Linked DNA regions of Homo sapiens: region 2 is linked to region 1. The links are chromatin contacts, found by Hi-C or POLR2A ChIA-PET in ENCODE. All regions are on one chromosome and are shown on one strand. Each heading gives the region's core, a stretch centred on a gene start or an enhancer-like site at or near the end of the contact. The rest is flanking DNA. Distances are from core to core; before and after follow the strand shown.

What was found. A loop is a pair of places that touch in the nucleus more often than their neighbours do. ChIA-PET counts read pairs that join two places held with the same protein, here RNA polymerase II (POLR2A). Pooled maps may share reads with other maps.
Region 2: a pooled map shows a loop between it and region 1 (5-fold over the local background). The contact joins two enhancer-like sites. A Hi-C loop is called at or near these places in 2 of 168 maps with a recorded cell type or tissue (GM13976 and PC-9), 7 of 37 single-sample maps with no recorded cell type and 10 of 50 pooled maps. POLR2A ChIA-PET finds 5 or more read pairs at or near these places in 1 of 52 experiments (B cell).

Annotation. Positions count from the first base shown.
Region 1 is chr3:98,037,019-98,042,143 of GRCh38, forward strand. No RefSeq gene overlaps it. Among named protein-coding and RNA genes, the nearest start is that of GABRR3, 4.3 kb to the left of the region's middle. RefSeq lists an enhancer at 2,327-2,621. Within about 2 kb of position 2,718, at least 4 of the 41 ENCODE cell types and tissues checked have a DNase peak (open chromatin) inside an H3K27ac peak, as active enhancers do.
Region 2 is chr3:98,610,982-98,615,606 of GRCh38, forward strand. No RefSeq gene overlaps it. Among named protein-coding and RNA genes, the nearest start is that of CPOX, 20 kb to the left of the region's middle. RefSeq lists enhancers at 2,069-2,138, 2,449-2,598. Within about 2 kb of position 2,324, at least 3 of the 41 ENCODE cell types and tissues checked have a DNase peak (open chromatin) inside an H3K27ac peak, as active enhancers do.

The sequences.
Region 1 (5,125 bases), core at 1,468-3,967:
GTATTTCTTGGCTACACTGAAGGCATTTTGTGAAAAATTGTTATGTACTAAATGAGTTTGGGAAACATTATACATTTTATTACTCTGTTAGGGGTCACACTCTTACCCCAGGGCCTTTGCACTGGTTGTCACCCTTGCCTGACATATTGTTCATCTGGATATCTATATGGCTAACTCCCTTAACAAATTCAAATGTATGCTAAAATGTCATCTATTGAATGAAGTATACCCTGACCACTCTTTTTAAAAATACCGTATTCTTTCTTTCCTCCTACAACCTGTGTTACCAATCTACCTTTCATCCTGCTTAGCATGTTTTATATAATTTACATTATGTTTATTGTTCATAATCTGTCTTATCCGGCTAGAATGTAAGCTCTGCAAGGAAGTGATCTTTGTTTTGTTCCCTGAGGCATCCCAAACACTTATAATTATCTTTGAAGTATAGTTGGTATTAGTAAATATTTCTTAAATAATGAATGAATATTAACACGTTCAAGGCTTCAGTTGAAAAAAAAAAAGCCTGCTTTGTTCTGCTGAATTCTGTGTCTCTCAAACTTATTTGATCTCAGATCCCATTTTAAAACAAAACAAGACAAAACAAAACAAAACAAAACAAAAGAAAACCACGATACTTACATTCTCCCAAAATAGTACTCCTCCATGACAGCCAGTTCTCATTCATAGGTAAATCAGTGAGATTCTCATTTATAGGCAAATTGGTGCTTTGCACATTCTCCTTACCAAAATTCTGTGTCCTATCATCTTGAGACAACCTTTGATGACTGCTAAACTTTTACGTTCGCAAAGAAATATTGGTAGCTGATAAAGAATAAGCAAGATTGAAGAGGAGACTTCACGAAGTGGTCTTTGATCTGAAGGAATGAAGCACTGGAATAGAAGATGTCCTCTTTACAGGACTCAGTGGAGCTATTTGGGGCACTTATTTTTCGGAAATATCTGTCAAGTCATATGCCTCCTCACTGTCACTTAAATTATGTTAGGATGCCCTGGTGTCTCCTTCTGCATCGCAGGGATGAATCATGATGAGAATCTGTCTGACCTCTTTACTGAATAATCTTTGCTAGACTATCTATATCGCTATAAACATTAAGGAAGAAATAAAAGCAGTTTGTTTTTTGATGATGAATTTTAAGTGGGAAATGGTCTGCATAAAAATAAAAATAAGGCAATGGCTTACACTAGAGAGAGTTGACTTACAGAAAGTCTAAGGGTTTTAGTTCAATTACAAGAAGGCATCTGCCTCTGTTGATGCTGAGTTAGCTCCTTAACCTTATTCCTTTAGAGCTTCCCTTTGCAAGCTCAGTAAGCTTCTTAAGAAAAAAAAAAAAAGCAGAAAAGCACATCTGTCAGAACTAGAAAGTGGTAACTACCAGGAAACAAAATGAATCACAGGGTCACTGGAGAATTTCGTAGTAGTTTAAGCTCTCCCTTGCATAAATTGTCTCCTGTTTACTCTTCTTCCACTCTGATGATGTCAGTCAGCCAGTTTTTATTTCTTTGGCAGCGACATAAAGAGAAAATTTGGAAAGGATGGCTGTGTCGCCAATCTTGGGGTATGTAGCCATTATTTTGCCTATAAAGAGAAAACAAAAGAAAAGCTAAGGTCTTATTTAGACTGGATCTGACAACAGCAACAACAACAAATTCCAAGCTTCTATAAATTTCCCACTGTGTCTGCAGGATGTCATCTAGGCAAAATATCTTGATTTGCAAATTGTAGAGTCATAAAATCTTAATAGGGAAAGACTTTTGGAAATCATTTAGACTACATTTAATGTCTCTCCTGCTCTCTTTTATGCAGAGGAAGCTAGGACTAGAGAGGTTAAGTGATCAACTAATTTAGTTTTCATATTTACAGTCATGTGCTGCACAACGACGTTTTGGTCAGTGATGGACCACATATATGACTGCAGTTCTCCAATAAGCTAAGGTTAATTTATTATTGAAGAAAGAAAAATATTTTGTATAAATTTAGTATAGCCTAAGTGTACAGTTGACAGTAGTGTACAGTCATGTCTTGGGCTTTCACACTCAGTCACCCAGAACAACTCACTAACTCACCCAGAACAACTTTCAGTCCTGTTAACTCCATTCATGGTAAGTGCCCTATACAATTCATCTTTTATACTGCATTTTAACTGAACCTTTTCTATTTTGTCTATGTTTATACATGTTTAGATACACAAATACGTACCATTGTGTTACAATTGCCTATAGTATTTGGTATAATAACGTGCTGTATAGGTTTGTGGCCTAGGAGTAATATCATATAGCATAGGTGTGCAGTAGGCTAGACCATAGAGTTTTGTGTAAGTATACTCTACAATGTTTGCACAATGAGGAAATCACCTAACAACGCATTTCTCTGAGTTTGTCCCCGTCATCAAATTGCGCGTAACTGTTTTGCTTTGATGCATTGGAAATATAACTGGCCATGCCTAGAGCAGCCAGTAGGGGGCATTTGCTATCCTTCCAAAAAACCCTGCTCTCACTCAGAAATCCTGTTTCCTCTCCAGTTCCCAGAATTACCAGATAACCAGTAGATCATCGTTTTTTCATACCCAGTAGACCATCGTCCCCCCCACGACCCTTGTTTCAGTCTCTTATCACATCCTTCCTGGCATACAGAATCAGCTGTGATACGAGTGAGGACACCTGAAGAATCTTGCTCTGTTTTACAGGCAAGAGGATGACACTAAAGCAAAGCAGTCTTCATCATCGTGTAATAGCGCAAGACCACCACTAGATGGAAGCATAGGATACACATTCTCATCCAAATTACTATTGTCTCGAATTTGCCTCCTTAGGAAAACTTTCTTATGTAGTATTGGTAAATGCAAATTATTCAGCACTTGTAGTGAATAATTTTCACTTACCAATACTGGCAGAATGAACTGAAAAGATTAATGATATAATACCAAATGATTCAGATAAAAAACCCACACACCCCGTTATTGAGGAAAATGCAATTATTTACCTCGAATAATTGACTAATGAGGTTTATTGGTTTCTCTGATTGAACACTAATTTATTTTTAAGATTTCACTTTTTACCTACACCTAAGAACAGCATTTTGTTTGTGGGAACGGTAAGAGACAGAGGTGAACATTGTAGAAAAATAAGCTTTCTATTAGAATGAAGTACCTGTTATGAGTAAAGTTTCTAAAGGGCACTAAATAAAACACTAGGGCACATGGCTCTGGGACTGGATATGGTACTTACTGCATGATTTTTAAAAAGTTTCTTAAACTTCCTGGACTTCAATTTCCTCTTCTGTATTCATTAAGCACATGTATGTAGGTGACTTTTGAGACCCCTGAGGAAGCAATAAAACACAGTGGTTAAGAAGAGACAATAGCGATAATCTTTATTGGGATATTTGGTGTCAGTTTTTGTGGGTACAAACATCTATTCTTCCATTTACTACTTGTCTGAACATTGAAAATGACCTAAGATTTTTTGTTGAGTCAGTTACTTTATATATAGTTAAGAGGAATAATACTAGGACCTATCTTTTAAGGTTAAAGTCAGAATTTATGAGACTGTATGTTTAGCACAATGTTTGATACATTGAAGATACCATAATTGACAAAATTAATATCAGCTATCAATCTCATGCATCTTTATTAATGTAGTATGATCTTCCAATGTTATGAATTTCATTAAGATTACCAATAAGGTCCCTGTTTTCCAGGATTGAGATTTTGAGTCATCTTTAATTACTCCCTTTCAAAATCTTTCTTCGTTTTTTGCTTCAGAGCTACTTTTGCATTTTCCTGCCCTTTGTATTTCCATTGCCACCTGACCTTTTTGTCTCTAATATTAATATATCTCCCTGGGCTCCAGTGCTGCCACTGCTATGCATGCACCTACTTTCTGGGCCCTGGTACCATTGAGAAATATGCCCATATTTCTCAGAGAAGACTCCATCTGTGGGAGAAATGGAGAACAGAAGGGCCCAAGAAACTATTGCTGCTGCCATGGACACCCACAAATTTTGCCATCAAGTGCCCCCATAGTATTTGCTGACACTGACCTCAGCTGATGCAGCTGTTAGAATTTCATACCAATGCACCACCTTAGAGTAGAAGCTGCTGCACCCCATCTGACCAGCACCCTTGTACCCATCTGTGGTGAAGATCTTTCCCAACTGAAGCCTATCTGTAAGGTCTGGAAGAGGTAACTCCTTGTTCAAATACACACACATCAAAGCAAGGCTACAAAGAACTGGAAAAATCAAGAAAACATGATAACACTAAAGGAATACAAAAAAATCCACTAATGAATCCCTAAGAAATGAAGATCTACAAATTTCCTGACAAAGAATTAAAAATAATTGTTTTAAACAAGCTCAGCAAGCTACAAAATAACAGATTGGTAACTTAGTGGAATCAGGAAAATAATATATGAAAAAAATGAGAAGTTGAACAAAGAGATGAAAATCATTAAAAAGAACCAAAGAGCAGTTCTGGAGCTAAAGAATACAATGAGTGGAATGAAAAATGCAAAAGAGGGTTTCAACAGCACACAGTTAAGCGGAAGAATCTGCAAATTCAAAGAGAGATCATTTAAAATTATCCAGTCAGAGAAGAAAAGAAAAAAATAATGAAAAAGGGTGAAGAAAGCCTATGGGATTTATGGAATACCATCAAGTAAACCAATAAATGCATTATGGAATTTTAAGGAAAACAGACAGAAAAAGGGAGCAGAAAGCTAATTTAAATAATAATGACTAAAACCTTCCTAATTTGGGGAAGATTTGGAAATTGTGAATCCAGATTCAAGAATCTCAAATGTTTCCAAATAGGTTCAACTTAAAAGAGAACATACTGAGATACATTGTAATAAAATTGTCAAAAGTTAAGGACAAAGAGACTTTTAAGGGAAGCAACTCATCCTATGTAAAGAAAACCCTGTGATACCACTAGTGGATTTCTCAGCAGAAACCTTGCAGGCCTGGAGAGAGTGAGATGACATATTTGTAGTACTGAAAGAAAAAAAAACATACTGGTTAGCAAAAATACCATTCCCAGAAAAATTATTCTATAAAAATGAAGGAAAGATAAAATCTTTCCTTGAGAAAAAAAATGAGAGAATTTAT
Region 2 (4,625 bases), core at 1,074-3,573, 570 kb after region 1:
CATTCTGTATCTTTCAAGTGGAGCATTTAGGCCATTTATTAATACGTTCAACGTTAGTAATGAGATGTGAGGTACTATTCTATTCATTGTGTTATCTGTTGCCTGAATAACTTGTTGCTGCTGTTGTTGTTTTATTGTGTTTTTGTTTTATAGGTCCTGTAAGATTTATGCTTTAAGGAGGTTCTATTTTGGTGTATTTCAAGGATTTGTTTCAAGATTTAGAGCTCCTTTTAGCAGTTCTTGTAGTGCTGGCTTGGTAGTGATGAATTCTCTCAGCATTTGTTTATTCATTTATAAAGATTAGTTTTTCTGGATACAAAATTCTTGGCTGATAATTGTTTTGTTTAAGGAGGCTAAAAATAGGACCCCAATCCCTTCTAATTTGTAGGGTTTCTGCAAAGAAATTAGCCATTAAGCTGACAGGTTTTCCTTTATAGGCTACCTACTGGTTTTGCCTGACAGCTCTTAAGATTATTTTCTTTGTCTTGATTTTAGATAACCTGATGACTATGTGCCTAGGTGATGATCTTTTTGCAATGAATTTCCCAGGTGTTCTTTGAGCTTCTTGTATTTGGATGTCTAGATCTCTAGCAAGGCCAGGGAAGTTTTCCTCAAATATTCCCTAAAATAAGTTTTCCAAACTTTTAGATATCTCTCCTTTTTTGGGAACACCAATTATTCTCAGGTTTGTTCATTTAACATAATCTCAAACTTCTTGGATGCTTTGTTCATTTTTTAAATTATTTTTTCTTTGTCTTTGTTGGAGTGGGTTGATTCAAGAGCCTTGTCTTCCAGCTCTGAACTGTTTTCTTCTACTTGTTCAATTTTATTGCTGAGAATTTCCAGTGTATTTTGCATTTTTCTAAGTGTGTTCTTCATTTCCAGAAGTTGAGATTTTTTTTATTTATGCCATCTACTTCTCTGGAAATTTTTCCATCCATGTCCTGTAACATTTTTAAGATTTCTTTAAGTTGATATTCACCTTTCTCTGGTGCCTCCTTAAGTAGCTTAATAATCGACCTTCTGGGCCAGGCATGGTTGCTCATGCCTGTAATCCCAGCACTTTGGGAGGCCAAGGCGGGCAGATCATCTGAGGTCAGGAGTTTGAGACCAGCCTGGCCAACATGGCAAAACCCTATCTCTAATAAAAATACAATAATTAGCCGGGTGTTGTTGCGTGTGCCTGTAGTCCCAGCTACTCAGGAGGCTGAGGCAGGATAATCACTTGAAGCCGGGAGGCAAAGGTTGAAGTGAACCAAGATTGCACCACTGCACTCCATCCTGGGGGACACAGTGAGACACTGTCTCAATAAAATAAAATAAAATAATAAAATAAATCGACCTTCTGAATTCTTTTCCTGGCAATTCAGAGATTTCTTCTTGGTTTGGATCCATTGCTGGTGAGCTGGTATGATCTTCTGGGGGTGATTTAAAAAAAAAAAAAAAAAAAAAAAAAAAAAAAACCTTGTTTTGTCATGTTACCAGAATTGTTTTTCTGGTTCTTTCTTATTTGGGTAGACTATGTCAGAGGGTAGATCTGGGGCTCAAGGGCTGCTTTAAGATTCTTTTGTCCCACAGGGTGTTCCCTTGATGTGGTGCTGTTCCCCCTTCCCCTAGGGATGGGGCTTCCTGAGAGCTTAACGGCAGTGATTGTTATTTCTCTTCTGGGTCTGGCCACCTAGTGGAGCTTCCGAGTTCTGGGCTGGTACTAGGGAGTGTTGGCAAAGGGTGCTGTGATGTGATCTGTCTTCAGGTCTTTCAACAGCAATAGTATAGGGAGGATACAAGTTTGCCCTAGGGTTGTCTGGATAAGTTTTGTGTTGGTTGGCCTCCAGCCAGGAGGTGGCGCTTACAAGAGAGCATCAGCTGTAGGTAGTATAGGGAAGGAGGATACAGGCTTTCCCTAGTGACACCTGGATAAGAATTTGGGTTTCTCAGGTGGTGGGTGGGGCCGTAGAGCTCCGGACAGATTATGTTCTTTATCTCTGGCTACCAGGGTGGGTTGAGAAAGACCATCAGGTTGGGGCAGGGTTAGGGGTGTCTGAGCTCAGACTCTCCTTGGGCAGGGCTTGCTGCAGCTGCTGTAGGGGATGAGGGTGTGGTTCTCAGTCCAATGGAGTTATGTTCCCAGGGCAATTATGGCTGTCTGTGCTGTGTCATGCAGTTCACCAGGGAAGTGGGGGAAAGCTAGTGGTTACAGGCCTTACCAAGTTCCCACACAGCCAGAAAGGCCAGTCTCACTCCCACCCTGCCCCCACAACAGCACCAAGTTTATAGCCAGGCGGCCAGTGAGCAGGGCTGAGAACTTGTCCCAGGCTGCAAGCCCCTCCACTGAGAACGAAAGCAGGGCTTTCAGGTTTCATGCCTCCCCGCCTGCCACAGCTTCTGTGCTGAGTCCGCACTCTCAGTTCCTCCCTTTCTCCGGGTTCCGTCCCAAAAACTTCACATTGGGTTGAAATTGTTACAAAGCTCAGCTGAAAGTTTCCTTCTCCCTGTGGTCTTTCCCCAATTTCACAGGCAGCCCTCCCTAAGGACCCCTGTGAGCAAAGTCAGAAATGGCTTTCCTGGGGACCGAGAGTGCCCACAGTGCTCTTCCTGTTGCTTAGAAGTAGAGACCCCTGTATTTCACTGGCTCTCTAAATTTGTCTCAGCTCCAGGTAAGGTCAAATACTTCTCCCATGATTTGGGCCTTCAGGTTCCCCAGTGAGGATGTGTGTTTGGGGGCAGAGCAGATGATCCCCCTTTCACACTTTCACACTTTGGGCACTCACAGTTTTTCAGCTGTCTCACGGAACCTGCAGCGCCAATCCACTTCCTTTACAGAGTCTGTGGATTCTCTCGGCACTCCTGATACATTCCTGTGGTAGTTCTTAGAGCAAAAGTTCGCAGTGTGAGTCTCCACATGCTGCTCTGTCCATCCAAGTGGGAACTGCAAGTTAGTCCTGCCTCCTATCTGCCATTTTTTTGGTACCATCATTTTTAAATATATTATAATTGAAAGGAACTGGTAAAGAAAACATAGGATTTCTCTGCATTATTTCTTACAACTACATGTTAATCACAATTATGTTAAAATAAAATACAATTTAAAAAACTCCTAGCAAAGTAGGGATAGGTTAGAACTTCCAAATTTGATTTAAAAAAATAGTTCTAAATACATACAACAAACATTATACTTCATGTGAAAATATTAAAAGTTTTTCTTCAATATCATGAACAAGACAAGTACCTGTTCTCACCACTTTTATCCAGCACTCTATTAGAAGTTCTAGCTAGTGCAATAAAGCAAGATAATGACATAAAAATTATAAGATCAGGAAAAGAAGAATTAAAACTGTCAGTATTCACAGATAACATGGCTATACATGTAAAACTTCCAAAAAAAGGAGAGATAATTTTTTAATTAATAGATGCATTTGCTAAGATATTGGATGCAGAGTCAATACATAAAAATAAATTCTATATGCTAGAAAAAAATTTGAATATGTCATTTTCAATCTAATCAAATAACATTAAATCCTTCAAAGGTTCATGTCACCTCACCAGGTAAAGAACCACAGCCAACTGAGGGACTTGCTGAGGCAAAGGGAATATTGGAGGTAGAGTGGAAGAAGGTAGGTAGTTACAAATACCAGCTATGACCACATGACCAGTTACCAAAATCAGAACTATAATTGTCATATTTGCTCATTTTTGTTATAAATACATTTGTATGTGTGTGTACAAAGCAAATATTTTTCCTTTCTTATCACCTTAACATGTAACATAAGATATATTGACTTTATATCATAGAATTTAAGTATTATTAATGTTGCATCACAGTGTGTAAGTTACAGGACATCAAGAAGAGTAAATATCAGCCAAAGACTTTGCATCTTCTTCTGGGGAAAGGATTGGTGCATTTTCAGTTGTACCCACATAATTCCATACCTCATGTTAGGTAGAGGTATAACCTTATTATTGTCCTTATTTGAAGATTTAAATATGGTTTAGGAGATGGGTATGAGTGCCAAGGTGACAAGGAGTGAGCTTGTGATGGTTAATTTTCTGTATCAACCCTTCTAGGCCACAGTGTCTGGATAGTTGGTCAAATGTTATTCTGGATATTTCCAAAAGGGTGTTTGTGGATGAGATCAACATTTAAATTGGTGGATTTTGAATAAAGCAGATTGTCTTCCATAATGTGGGTTGGGTTCGTACAATTAGTGGAAGGCCTTAATAGAAGAAACAACTGACTTCCCCCAAACAAAAGGGAATTCTGTCAGCAGGTGGTCTTCACATTTCAACTGCAACATGGACTCTTCCTGGCTGTTTGTGGAGCAGGTAGAAGAGGGACAATGGGGGAACTGTACTTTCTGCTCAGTATTTCTGTGGACCTAAACACTTCTGTAAAAAATAAAGTCTTTTTAAAAAGGAAAATAATACTTTTCTAACATTATGAAGAAACACACTAAAGGCTTAGAAAAAGGGAGGCTGGTTAAAAGGTTAATTCAATGAAGTAATAAGGGTTTTAGCTGAGATACGCTACAAGAAGTTGGTGAATATACCTCCTAACCTTTTTTTTTTTTTTTTTTGAGATGGAGTCTTGCACTGTTGCCCAGGCTGGAGTGCAATGGCGCAATCTT